3 separate regions of the Mus musculus genome follow, and regions 1 and 3 are each linked to region 2. Evidence: chromatin loops called from intact Hi-C (ENCODE). Cell type or tissue: heart. All regions are shown on one strand.

Region 1 (4,000 bases), 54 kb after region 2:
GTCTAAGATACAGGAGAATGAGTTCAGAATTAAAGAAGGTCAGAAATAAATTAGAAAAATCTTAAAATAAGTTTCTCTTAAAATAAGTTTCTCGGCAAGAGGCCAAACTGGGACAGAAACCATACAGTTTCCATGGTTACGTGTACATACTTACAGTTTGCCGAGTTGCTTCCCTCTGCACTCGTCACTAACGACGACATCTTCTACTCTCCCTCTCTGCAAACAATCACAGTACTACAGGATGAGCCTTCAGCCTGTTTTCTACTAAACAATAGTTGCTAATTACAGTTTTTACTTTTTCACAGAGGAAACAGGAAAATCAGTTTCTCCTTAACCATTTTTTTTTAGCTCTATGCTCAACCTGCCCTCTGTACTGCTAAAGCAGAGCTCTAAACCCCAATCCCCATAATGCAATCTTGTCATAAACAGAGCATATCCAAAAAGAGTGTGTGAATGTGCATCTGCATTTGTGAATGGCTTTTGTGGAAGTTGAACTACAACTTGTGGGAATTAGTTCTTTCCTCCCACTGTGCTGATCTCAGTGCTAGGACTTGGGTTGTTGGGCTTGGTGGCCAACCTCTTGAGCCATCTTATTGCTGGCTCATCTATCTGAATTTCATTGTATTGTAATTTGCAGAAACTCCAGAAGTATCTTCTGCTAAGGAGCAGTGAACGGTTACTGGAACATTGATTTTGCTAATGAAGTTTTCCAAGTTGGTTTCATTAGAAAATATCTGTGTGCTTTATTCATAGGCATTAATGTGAGTACATACCTTAGCACATGAATGGATAAATTTATGTTCTATTATCAGAGTTGCTGTAGCCACAATTTGTCCTAGGGTCACATCTTCCACAACTGTAACGTAGTAATCTCCAGACTTCTTCATATGCTCAAAAGATTCTGTCAGGAAATGTCAAAAAGTGTTAGATAGTATGCATTTCTAGTTTACTGAATTCAAGAAAAGCACCAAGCCTGTGTGACTTCATCTTTGAATGTTGACGCTATTTTGCCTCAGTGAAAGCAAGTGAAGTAAATTGAGCTTTTGAGGCAGGGTCTCACTATATCACTCTGGGTGTTCTGGGACTTCCTCTGTAGATCAGATTGGCCTGTCTCTAACCCACCCACCCCCGCCCCCCAAGCTCTGGAACTAAGAAAGGGTGTGCACTTTAAAATTTAGTTTCCTCTTCTAAAAATACTACATTATTTAAAACATTAAGGAGTTGAAATACCAACGGTCAGCACTAGGTGGTCCACACCTTTAAAGTCGTCTGTTAGTACAGAATGGGGACGTAACCCTGAGGTAGAGAGTGATGTTACTTGGTTTAGTTTGCAGAAACACACATACAATCTGCTAGCAAAGTAAGACTGAGTTCTTTCAGATGAACAACACAGAATTACAGAGAAACTGTGCATGTTGCCATTTCTGTGACTAATTAAAACGTCAATATCTTCCCACTTAATTTACATTTATCTAAAACTAACACTCAACAGATACTCAAAGAACAAAACTGCAGGTTATTATAAGAGTATATTATATCCACAATTCAGTCTTGGCTTCAGTGTACTTTAACAAAACAGTTTTCCACTTGTTTTCCAATGTTTCATGATTATGTATTTGTTTCTTTAGAAATAGGATCTTTGCTGTAATAGCACCTTACAAAGATGAGAGATACATCCCCATTTAAACAACTTTTCCAAAGTCATACAAACAATGTTTAATACTTTGTATTGCTAGAAAAAGCTACACTTTCTCATCTCTTCTGATATGAGAAACTCAGATATTGTTTATTTTCAAAGTCTCATTCTATATAGGTCCCAATCTGGGGGGGAGAGGAAATAATTCAATGAGGGAAAATAAACAAAACTATAGAATATTGATCTTCATTCTCAGCCTAGTTGGAGAAATTACCGACTAAAGGAGCTGCATTAATAGAAAATGGGAATAGACTGAGTTACGACACTGGATAAAGCTAAGAAGGTTCCATCTCTCTTGGCAATAATTAACTGTGATATCGGGTACGACTGATTCTTTTTGGAAACCCATTTTCTCATGTCTCAAAGGGAGAAGGGGATTGTTAGACTAAGATACCCAACCTTAAAATTCAATATAAAAGCAAATAAATAAATGGATTAATGAATGAATAAATAAGAACAAAAGGAAAGTAGGAACATAAACTCATAAATTTTTTTTAAGTTTGTAATGAAATTTCTGTGCTAACCATAACCACATAGAAAGATATTCTACAGGGCTGGAGAGATGGCGCAGAGGCCTGCTCTTCCAAAGGTCCTGAGTTCAACTCCCAGCAACCACGTGGTGGCTATGAGATCTGGTGCCCTCTTCTGGCCTGCAGGATACACGCAGGCAGAACACTATATACAAAATATATAAATCTTAGAATTACTTTCCTTTTATTGTAGTATATATCTTTTTTAAGATTTATTTAAGATACATACTACAACAAAAGGAAAGCAATTCTAGAGTAAATATCAAGTTATACAAAACATCTCGATTCTATAAATAAGGATGGCTGATTTGTAACTAACCTATCTGACTGAGCGGGTACTGACCAGATTTCTATGCATTCAGACGAAGTGCCGCATGGTACTTACTCATGAACTGTTCCGGGCTGACGACGCCAGTCTCTGTCAGCTGACCCAATACCTTAAAAAAACCTAGTTTTAAAACATTTCAGGAGAAAAGCAAAAGAAAGATTAAAATATGGAAAGCAGCAAAAATATTCACTGGGTAGGTTAAAGAAAGTTACTTTTTCAAAACTCTATAATCATGTTTTATAATAATCTTTAATCAAGATTTGCTGATTAAACATGCAATTTTTTCAATAGTGTGTTGTGCGCATTCATTACACATGGTACCATACACATAAGGGCATTTTCATATAAGTACCTATTTTTATAAACAGGATAGCAAGTGACAGCCTTCAACAATATTTGCCTGCATATGATTTTACGGTAGTTCAAGCCTTAATATCAATAATTACAGAACCAGCATGTATACTGTTAAGCGCTATTTAAATTTTATGTAAGGGATGCCACATTCTCCTAAATATATGACCCAAAAAGTGCAAGATTCTCACTCCACTGAATATATCACTTGTAAGATAAAGTGTAACTAGTATAATGCTGTTGGGACAATTTAAAAATTTTTTAATTTTAATGTTAATAGTGGCACATAACTTTAAAAATCCCAGCACTTGGGAGGCAGAGACAGGTAGATCTCTGAGTTCAAAGATAGCCAGGAATACATAGACTGTGTCTCAAAAAAATAAAAATAAACCCAAAAAAACTACTGATAATGTTAAAAGTACATTTTCTAACTTTTTTAGTCTTAATTTTTCTACATGCAGTAGTTCTGGTCAAATTTACTTTATTCAAATACCTATCTAAAAGAAAATAGTAAGGCAAAATGTTACCAAAGTTTCAGGAAATTGTTTTGGATAATTTAGATGTTAAGAATTACACAGGACTAAATAAAACCCTTTCAGTTTGTCCAAAGAATGTTCCTTTGCCTGTCTTCTTGGAGAAAACTCATCCATGTGTTTATACATTATAACTTCAATTTTGTTTTCAGATATCCTTTTGGATGGAATACTGCTATATTTAGTTATTTTTAAATTCATCGTAGTAATATCTGGTCTTAGGCATGATACATGACTATTACAGTTGAGTGATCCAGTCACTTTAAGTACAAAGTCAAGTACTGTTTCAAGTTAGCATCATGCTTATGAAGAAAGCAACAAATTCTGGTCAGGATTCCCAAACTAAAATTGGGCCCATACCTTTATTTAAGTCTGCAGTACAGAGAGGCCTCAAAACCAAGCCTTCTCCAGGATGCGTTGGAGAAATGGCTGGAGAAAATATAGCTGTATTCTGACTCCAGTCCACTTCTTTGAGCAAACTTGGGTCAAACATGGGAGTTTCATCGGGTTTCATCTTTCCAGTAAAGTCTAAAATAAAATTTCAAATGTTGAGAGGCTTTAT
Region 2 (4,000 bases):
ACACACACAACAGAATAGGGTTACTGTGGGCATGAGAAACACAGAAAGTTCAGCTGAGGTTAGAATTTTGCCAAATGGGTAAGAGGAAAAAGAACCCAGAATTAAAAAGACTGACGAAGACGATGTTGAAATGACATTCTGATCTATGCTCATGTAATTTTGTTTAACCTTGGAGAATAAACTTGTACTCTATTTTATGTGTATGGGATGTTTTGTCTGCATATACGTATATGTACCACTTGGATGCCTGGTGCTCAGGGAAGCCAGAAAAGACCACTGGACGTCCTGAGACTGGAGTTATGGGACGATTGTGAGCCACCATATGGGTGCTGGGAATGGAACCCAGGTCTTCTGGAAGAGTAACCTGTGCTCTTAACAGCTAAGTTATCTCTCCAGCCTCTGCGTGCATATATTTTTGCTGAGCCATATAAATTGGACTGCCTTTTATATTCTGCCTTGTCTTTTCTTCTTGATGTCAGAATTGATATATATTGGTATGAACCTACTCACTTGATCAAAATAGTGTGGGAGAAAGGACACTCCCTGTCACTTTATTTACTTATTGTCTCCTTCAAAAGCCAGTTTTAGAAAAAAAAAATACAACAGAAAATTCACATAATAACCACACCATTTTCTCCAAGAAAATTTGGAAGACTGTCACTTTAGGCATTAATTCACATAACTGTACATGTATTTGTAAAGCATATTCATTTTTTTTTAGGGTGCTGGGAGTTAAACTCAGCTGTACGTTAGGCAAGTATTCTACCAATGTTATACTCCCAGCATGAGAATAACAATTTAAAAGAATACAATTACCATATGCCACATTTTGGATTAACATCTTTAGTTATATTGTCTATTTAATACCCATGACAACCTTTTTACATATGTACAATTATGCTGATTTTATGAAGACATCAAGATATCACCACCCCTCCACCACAGAGATCTGAGATAGTCCTAGCAGACTTCAAAGTTCCTACCTTGGTCGCTGCAGAAACTTTATCTTGTGTTCTACATCTCTAGCCCATTTCCTTCCAGTTCTGCTGGCCTCCTTTCTCTGATAGAAGTGAGACAAACTCTTTGCTACCTTAGAATCATGCACTTGCTGTTTAATCTCTTCAGAAGGCTCTCCACGTGGTGGCATAATGGGGCCCCTTCTGCTCTCAGACATGTTCAAAATTTATTCTCCTCCTTATCCCACAATATCCTTTTATTTCAATTGTAGCATTTACTACATTAAGGTATTTTTATGATTTATTATCATTTATGCATCTGTGCATGTGGACCTCATGCCAACTTTGAGTGGGTCCCATGAATCCAATTCAGGTCACCTGGCTTCCATGACAAGCGCGCCTTTGCCCACTGAACCATCTCTCTGGCCCCTATTCAAATCATTTCTAATTTCCTTATTACATGTTAGAATATTTTCTAATATTCTGATTACAAGCAGGTCAGTGCTTTATTGGGTAACTGAAAATTTCCTACTTATGCTCATGCAATTGATATCAAAAGGCTGCATCTTTGGGCTGGAAAGTGGTTTACTGGTTATGTGAGCTTCCGGCTCTTCCTAAAGATCTCTGTGTGTTTGTGGAGTGCATTCATTCAGTTTTAGGGTGCTGGGGGTTAATAAACTCAGGGCTTCTGTGTGCTAGGCAAATACTCTACCAAAGGTACACTCCCAGCCTGTCAATAATAATTTAAAAGAACACAGTCACTGAGCCTAGAGAGATAGCTCAAAGGGTATTCGTACTTGTTGCTCTTGGAGAGGATCTGGGTTCGGTTCCCAGTATCCACATAGAGGCTCACAACCGTCTATAATTCCAGTTTCAGGGGAATCATGTGGTTTTTTCTGACCTCCTCCAGCACCAGGCACACACGTGCTGCACACACATACATGCAGGCAAGATATTTATATGCATAAAATAAATAAGATTTTTTTTTTTAAATCATAGCTGCTTGTAACTCCAGAGCCAAGAAATCCGATGCCCTCTACTGGCTTCTGTGAGCACTTGCCCTCCTAAGGTATACACTAAGGCACACACATAAACACATAAATAAAAATAAATAATTTGGGAAAGAAAAAGGCTGAATTTGAAAATGTGACTCAGTTGGGAAAGCTCTTGCTTAGCATGCCGGAGACTCTGAATTCGATTTCCACACAGCACATACTGAATGTTCGAGTTTGCCTGTAATTCCACTAGGAAGCCGGTGGTGGGGGGGGGGAGGACCAGAGTTCAAGCCCAGCGCTGCAGAATGAGTGCTAAGGCAGTGTGGATTACAAGACACTGTCTCAAAAAAAAAAAAATCTTGTCATTTCCTCTTGCTTTTCAGTTTATTACAGATCCTTTGGCGTTCTAAGAAAGCAGTGACTTAATATTGAGCCAGCCAGTAGCTAAGTCAGGCATTGCTCACTCTGGCCTGCAGGGGACAGTGTGACCGGAGACGATCTTCTGCGCTTTCGAGGCTTTCTGCCGCTCTAGGTGACTGACTTCGGCGCCCGGAGCCAGAGGCGGGCCAGCCGGAAGGGGCGGAGCCAGTCACGGTCCCGCCCCAGGCCGCCTCTGCGCCCTCGCCCCGCCCCCTCCCCCGCCCGGGCTGCCATGGCCCTTCCCGGCATCCCCTATGAGCGACGGCTTCTCATCATGGCGGACCCTAGAGATAAGGCGCTTCAGGACTATCGCAAGAAGCTGCTAGAGCACAAGGAGATTGACGGCCGTCTTAAGGAGCGTGAGTGAGCCTTGACACACTCTCTAGTGCCTGGACCGGCTTCGGTCTCTGATAGAGCGGAGGCTTCGGCTGAGCCCGAAAACAGCGCCTGGCTTGGGAAGGCCCGAGTCCAGGGACGAGGCGCTTTGTCATCCCGCCCCGCGCTGGGGTGCAGCACCGCCTCGGCCGTGGGTATGGCCCCAGTCCCAGTCCGGTGGCATAGAGAACAGCCACAGTTCTGAGGTGGAAGAGGGGAAGATTAGAGGAGTGAGGTACAAGTGGGCTGGGGACATATTCCGGGTGCAGGAAGGCAGGCTTGGAGTCTCGGGACCCGGGGATGGGAGGACGCTTGAGTCAAAGAAGCTCCAGCCGGACGCGGGACTCACGGAGGCGGCTTGTACTTGGGGTAGAAGGGGGCTCAGTGGTTGTAATAGCCTTTCTCGTCTTCCCTCAGGCGTCATACTGAGTACCAAGTTTTCTGTATACCCTGAACATTCACGTTTTGAAAACCCTGCGTGATTTAATTAAATGAGAGAATACCGCAGCCTAGGATTCGGTGAAGAATTGCGTTGGTTGACTTAATTTAGTATGGACAACCAGAGTAAGCCAGGTGATCTTAGTGTAGCTATGGGAGGCTTGATTCACCTTATCGTTTAGTTTTGTAGCAAATCTGAAGGTGGCAGGATGTCACTATCGGTTAAAAATGTAACTTAAAAATATTTCCTACCAAGAAAATAGATATGATACTTTCTCTGTTACATTTCATTTTAAAACATGCCACCTATCCACTACAAACTGGAAAAAAAAATCTTATTTTGTGGTTTGAAACAGTAGGTTTGAAACCTAAGGTAAAAGAGACCTAAGTAAAAAATTTTATGCAGTTGTTTAATTTAAAATGTCAAAATTTTATTATTTCAGTAAGGGAACAATTAAAAGAACTTACCAAGCAGTATGAAAAGTCTGAAAATGATTTGAAGGCACTACAAAGTGTTGGACAGGTAGGTGATAAAGTTTGAAAGTATGTTGCCATTTCTAAGCTATTGGCAAAAGGTAATGCCCCTTTTTTCTTTTCCAGATTGTAGGTGAAGTGCTAAAACAGTTAACAGAAGAAAAATGTAAGTGGATTAACTTACTAATTATTAAAAAATAAAAAGCCCCAGTTCTTTGCCAGCTTTTGAAATGCCCATTTTATTTTGATTTTTGAGGCCAGGTACTTCTATGTAGCTCTGGATGCAGCTTCCTATGTAGACTAGACTGGCCTTGAACTCACAAGCCTTTTGCTTTCCAGTGC
Region 3 (4,000 bases), 110 kb before region 2:
CTCCAAAACCAGTTTGAGATCCTGCCAAGATAATGATAAAACTGGCAGGACCTGTCACAGGACAAGGTCAAGGACCATGGAGAACCATGCTCTAGGGCACGCAGAACGAGACCTGCTGGCTGCTGATCTGTACTGCTGTGTACTCAAGTTCTCTGAAGGATCCGCATCTGTATAAAGACCTTGCAGCGAGCTTAGCCTGTGCTGAGTAAAACATCATGGAAGACAGAACATTATAAACAAGAACCAAAAATCAATCCTGCACTTCCCCTTTCCCTTTCAGTCAAAGCTGACCATCCACATGTGTATCTGGCTAAACATCTGTAACATAGCCTCCACCATACAGCTAATGAGAAAAAGACAACATCTAAATGCTGGAGAGTCTCCTGCCTCATTATAGTCTTCCTGATGAGCCTACCACTGAATAAACACAGACTTAGGGCTTTCTTTTCATTTTATCATTATTGTACATGTGTGTGCATGATTACACTTGTGGATGGTAATACTGTCTGGTGTCTGGCAAACTACTGGACCAGAATAAGTACAGAACAGATCTTAAGCCCCTTTGTAACATGTACTTGGTGGTGGAGGACTGAGAAACAGCCATCTTCTTAAGCAGACCTTAAGGAGGGAGTATTTAGGAAAGGCTGGATATTGGATGCTCCAGTAAATATGCTGTCTACAGAAGCACTGAATCTGCAATGAGAGGCTCACTCTGAGAACACAGGATCCTTCCTCATCTTGCATTACTTTGACTGATTTGCTACCAAATACCAAATACAAAAAAAACACAAAAAACAAAAAACAAAAAAAAAAACCTTCATGTAGTGGCCAACATACAACCGTTCCTCACTTATTTAAAGCAGAAATATACCTCTTATTTTGTATCTCTCAGTCTCTGATGAGAATAGCACCACTTGTTCCAACACACAAGCAGAATCTCACACAAACTCTTCCATTCTGGACAATCACCACATTGTTACTGCTCCGCGCTCCCCCCACCCCTCCCCTGCCCACCCCTGCGCCCAAGAGAGCTTTCTAAATTGCAAGTTTCGAAGAATCACCTTCCCCTTGGAGAAGGCCTCAACGTTCATCTGTTCCCAGGACCACCATCCTTCAGGACCTCTTCCCAAGAGAAGAAAGGGTTGATTACTTACAGTTTCCGCTCGCGCTTTGCTTCATTCGCTTTCCTCGCCCCGTGTTTCCTCCAGCTCAGAAAAAGAAAAGGGGGGGAAATGAAATCAAAACCAGCGTCGTTTGGTGCCCCCAGAAACAGGTGAACTGAATCAGCAAGCAACCTGGCTGGAGGGACGTTTGCCGAGTGCTGATGTGCATGCAATCCTGCAGGCAAAGTCTTGAGGCCCGCGCTGCTACCCACCTGCCTGAGATTCTCGTGCAGAGATGAAAGGTCTCTGAGGACAGCACGTCCCGCCATCAGAGTAGAGATGGTGACAGAAGGCGGGGCAGGGGCTGGTCCCTACGGCGGCTCCCAAAGCAACTACGCCTACCTGAGAAGCTCACCGCCCACGGCCGGCACTGCCTCCGCAAAATCAGTCTCTTGGGCGAAAAAACAACCCCCGAGGCTCCGCCTGCTCCTCGTGCTCCTTACGTAAGAGATCCTCCAACCAATGGACGGTCAGGGGGCGGAGCGAGAACAGCCCCAGGTGACAGAATCTGGAGTCCTCCCGCCGGCGCGAGGAAGTCTTGCAGTTGCTGGGCCAATCAGCAGCGTGGGTGGGAAGAGGGGCGGGGGTAAAAGAGGAGAAAGCAGAAGGCCAATCAGATCAAAGGCTTCTGGAGTGACAGGCTCTGAGGCCTGTGGTATTCCGAGTGAGGCGCCCGGAGGGCGCGCCCGCCCGGGCCAATCGCCGGCAGCTCACAGTGCGGAGCGAGCGCCTCAAAAGCTCGGGTTTCTCAGCTGATTGTCTCCAGCCGAGAGTTGTTTGCTGCTGCTGCGGAGCCGAGCCGCGGCCCGAGGAACCGAGCCCCCCGGGGGGAAGGGGAGGCGGGCCCGAGGGCAGCCGCGGCCATCGCGCGGGGCTGCGACTCCTGTCACGGCGCTGCCCGGGGCCGCAGGCTGGGGCGGGCGGGAGGTCCGGGGGGCGCTCGGGCCGCTTCCTTCCCGCGCTCCCTCCCCGCTGCTCGCGTCCCCTCATGAGGGTATCAGTGTCCGGGCCGGCGGCCGCCGCGGTCCCCACGGCCGGCCGCGAACCCTCGACGTCCGGCGGGGGCGCCGTCGCGGCCTCGGGCGCCGCGGTTCCCGGTTCGGTGCAGCTGGCGCTGAGCGTGCTGCACGCGCTGCTCTACGCCGCGCTCTTCGCCTTTGCCTACCTGCAGCTGTGGCGGCTGCTCCTGTACCGCGAGCGGCGGCTCAGTTACCAGAGCCTCTGCCTCTTCCTGTGTCTCGCGTGGGCAGCGCTCAGGACCACGCTCTTCTCGGCCGCCTTCTCCCTCAGCGGCTCTCTGCCCCTGCTGCGGCCACCCTCTCGCCTGCACTTCTTCCCGCACTGGCTGCTCTACTGCTTCCCCTCCTGCCTACAGTTCTCCACGCTCTGTCTCCTCAACCTCTACCTGGCAGAGGTAAGGCGGGAGGACCGGCGAGCGGGGGAGCGGGGCCGCCGGGATCCACTCCTGCCGAGACGGAAGGGGTCGGGGCTGGGGGAGGTGGCCGGAGGGCAGTCTGGGGACACTGAGACACTCCTGTCTTTCCCTCTCCCTCAACTTAAGCCGCTGATGGACTCGGTGCCTGAGGGGGTTGGAGAAGTGTGAGAGAGAGAGTATGCGTGCCCCGACAACTTAAGGCAGTGGGACACCCTTTGTTCAATGTCCCAGACCTCCACGTAAGGCGTTGGTGGCGACCACAGAGAAGCATCGTAAGAAGTAGCAGCTCCGGTAGCTCTGTCGAGGCTGGACCGGGTTGAGGGAGGTTGGATGCTGAAGTAGAGGCAGCTCTGCTGAAGCTGGACCGCTGCCAGCCATTACGTCACCAGGCAGAGCTGTTCCTCCGCTATTGTTGCTGCGTTTCTTTTATTAGAAGCTTATATCCCCCCCCCCCCCCGCATCTCCTTAACTGTGGCTCGATACACCTTGCACAAATTCTGATCGATCGCTTCCCCGACGGGGTGAACGATCAATAACCAATGCTGCGGGACAGTCGAAGGACCTCCATAAAGCCCTTAGTGTTTGTCCCAGTTGCTGCTTGCTTTGGCGATTTAGGCGGTCTCTTACAGCACAGCCCTTTGGGGGAGAGCTAATTAGGAGAGAAGATACAAGCTTAACCTGTGCCTGTTGCAGAAACAAACCACGGAACTATGTTTTTTGGTGTTTTTGATTTTGTTTTTCCAACAACTTGCTTAATAGCTGGAGTCTAATCACACCCCCTTTCTCTTTTACGGGGAATTGCTGGTTGGATTGCATTGTTCTGCAGCACATTTGACCCATTTCAGACAGGTTGGGGGTATAAGGTTGTCAATCATGTCTATCTGGTATTTATGCCTTATTATTTTCAGGTTCCACCCCCCCCCCCCCAGTCTTCTTTTCCCTCAAAATACGAGCTTAGGAGAGGAGAAAAAAAGGTGACATCATACACTTAATACTGACTAATATAGAACGGTATTGGTCTATGCAGCTAATCCTCTCAAAGGCTTTTGGAGGTGATGAGAATTAACACAGTTCCAAGGAAAAGTAACCCAAAAAAGGCACTTTTGAATCAGATTGTGTTTATATTTCCTACATAAACCAACTCTTTTTTTCCCCTTAATAAACAGGAAAATAGAAAGCGTTTTTAAAATCACAATTGTAATTTCAGCTATATACAATTGTTATATATACAAGCTATATCCAATAAAAAACAATTATTGAGTAACAAAACCAAACTTTATTTTTATTCTCTAGCAACATAATACCATAAAAAACCTCATAATACCACAAAAATAATGCCACACTCTTAAGCAAAAGTGAAAAGCATATGCAATTGTAAATCAAATAAACATGCTACAATGGT

Evidence for each region. Hi-C counts contacts between places; a loop is a spot of excess contacts. Peaks named below come from ENCODE experiments on the same cell type or tissue, not always from the same donor. Only the 100,000 strongest peaks of a DNase experiment are listed, where the experiment ranks them.
Region 1: a loop joins it to region 2, with 2.3 times the contacts of the local background. A loop is called at or near these places in 11 of 42 quality-filtered maps.
Region 3: a loop joins it to region 2, with 4 times the contacts of the local background. A loop is called at or near these places in 5 of 42 quality-filtered maps.

What each region holds. Positions count from the first base shown.
Region 1 is chr14:45,380,783-45,384,782 of GRCm38, forward strand. Gnpnat1 (glucosamine-phosphate N-acetyltransferase 1) reads right to left here. Exons shown (of 6, transcript NM_019425.2): 2 at 3,799-3,966; 3 at 2,612-2,674; 4 at 774-901; 5 at 155-216. The coding sequence starts at 3,952. Among named protein-coding and RNA genes, the nearest start is that of Gnpnat1, 6.0 kb to the right of the region's middle. In heart, a CTCF peak has its summit at 2,349 (motif pointing left); no DNase peak of the experiment used is centred here.
Region 2 is chr14:45,327,203-45,331,202 of GRCm38, forward strand. Psmc6 (proteasome (prosome, macropain) 26S subunit, ATPase, 6) reads left to right here and starts at 2,622. Exons shown (of 14, transcript NM_025959.3): 1 at 2,622-2,730; 2 at 3,628-3,707; 3 at 3,785-3,824. The coding sequence starts at 2,646. In heart, a CTCF peak has its summit at 2,410 (motif pointing right); a DNase peak (open chromatin) is centred at 2,529; H3K4me3 peaks cover 1,874 bases; H3K27ac peaks cover 1,417 bases.
Region 3 is chr14:45,217,842-45,221,841 of GRCm38, forward strand. Txndc16 (thioredoxin domain containing 16) reads right to left here and starts at 1,584. Exons shown (of 21, transcript NM_001310534.1): 1 at 1,376-1,584; 2 at 1,155-1,208. It overlaps Gpr137c (G protein-coupled receptor 137C), which reads left to right and starts at 1,876. Exons shown (of 7, transcript NM_027518.2): 1 at 1,876-2,577. The coding sequence starts at 2,152. In heart, a CTCF peak has its summit at 3,360; DNase peaks (open chromatin) are centred at 1,710 and 2,910; H3K4me3 peaks cover 2,843 bases; H3K27ac peaks cover 2,400 bases.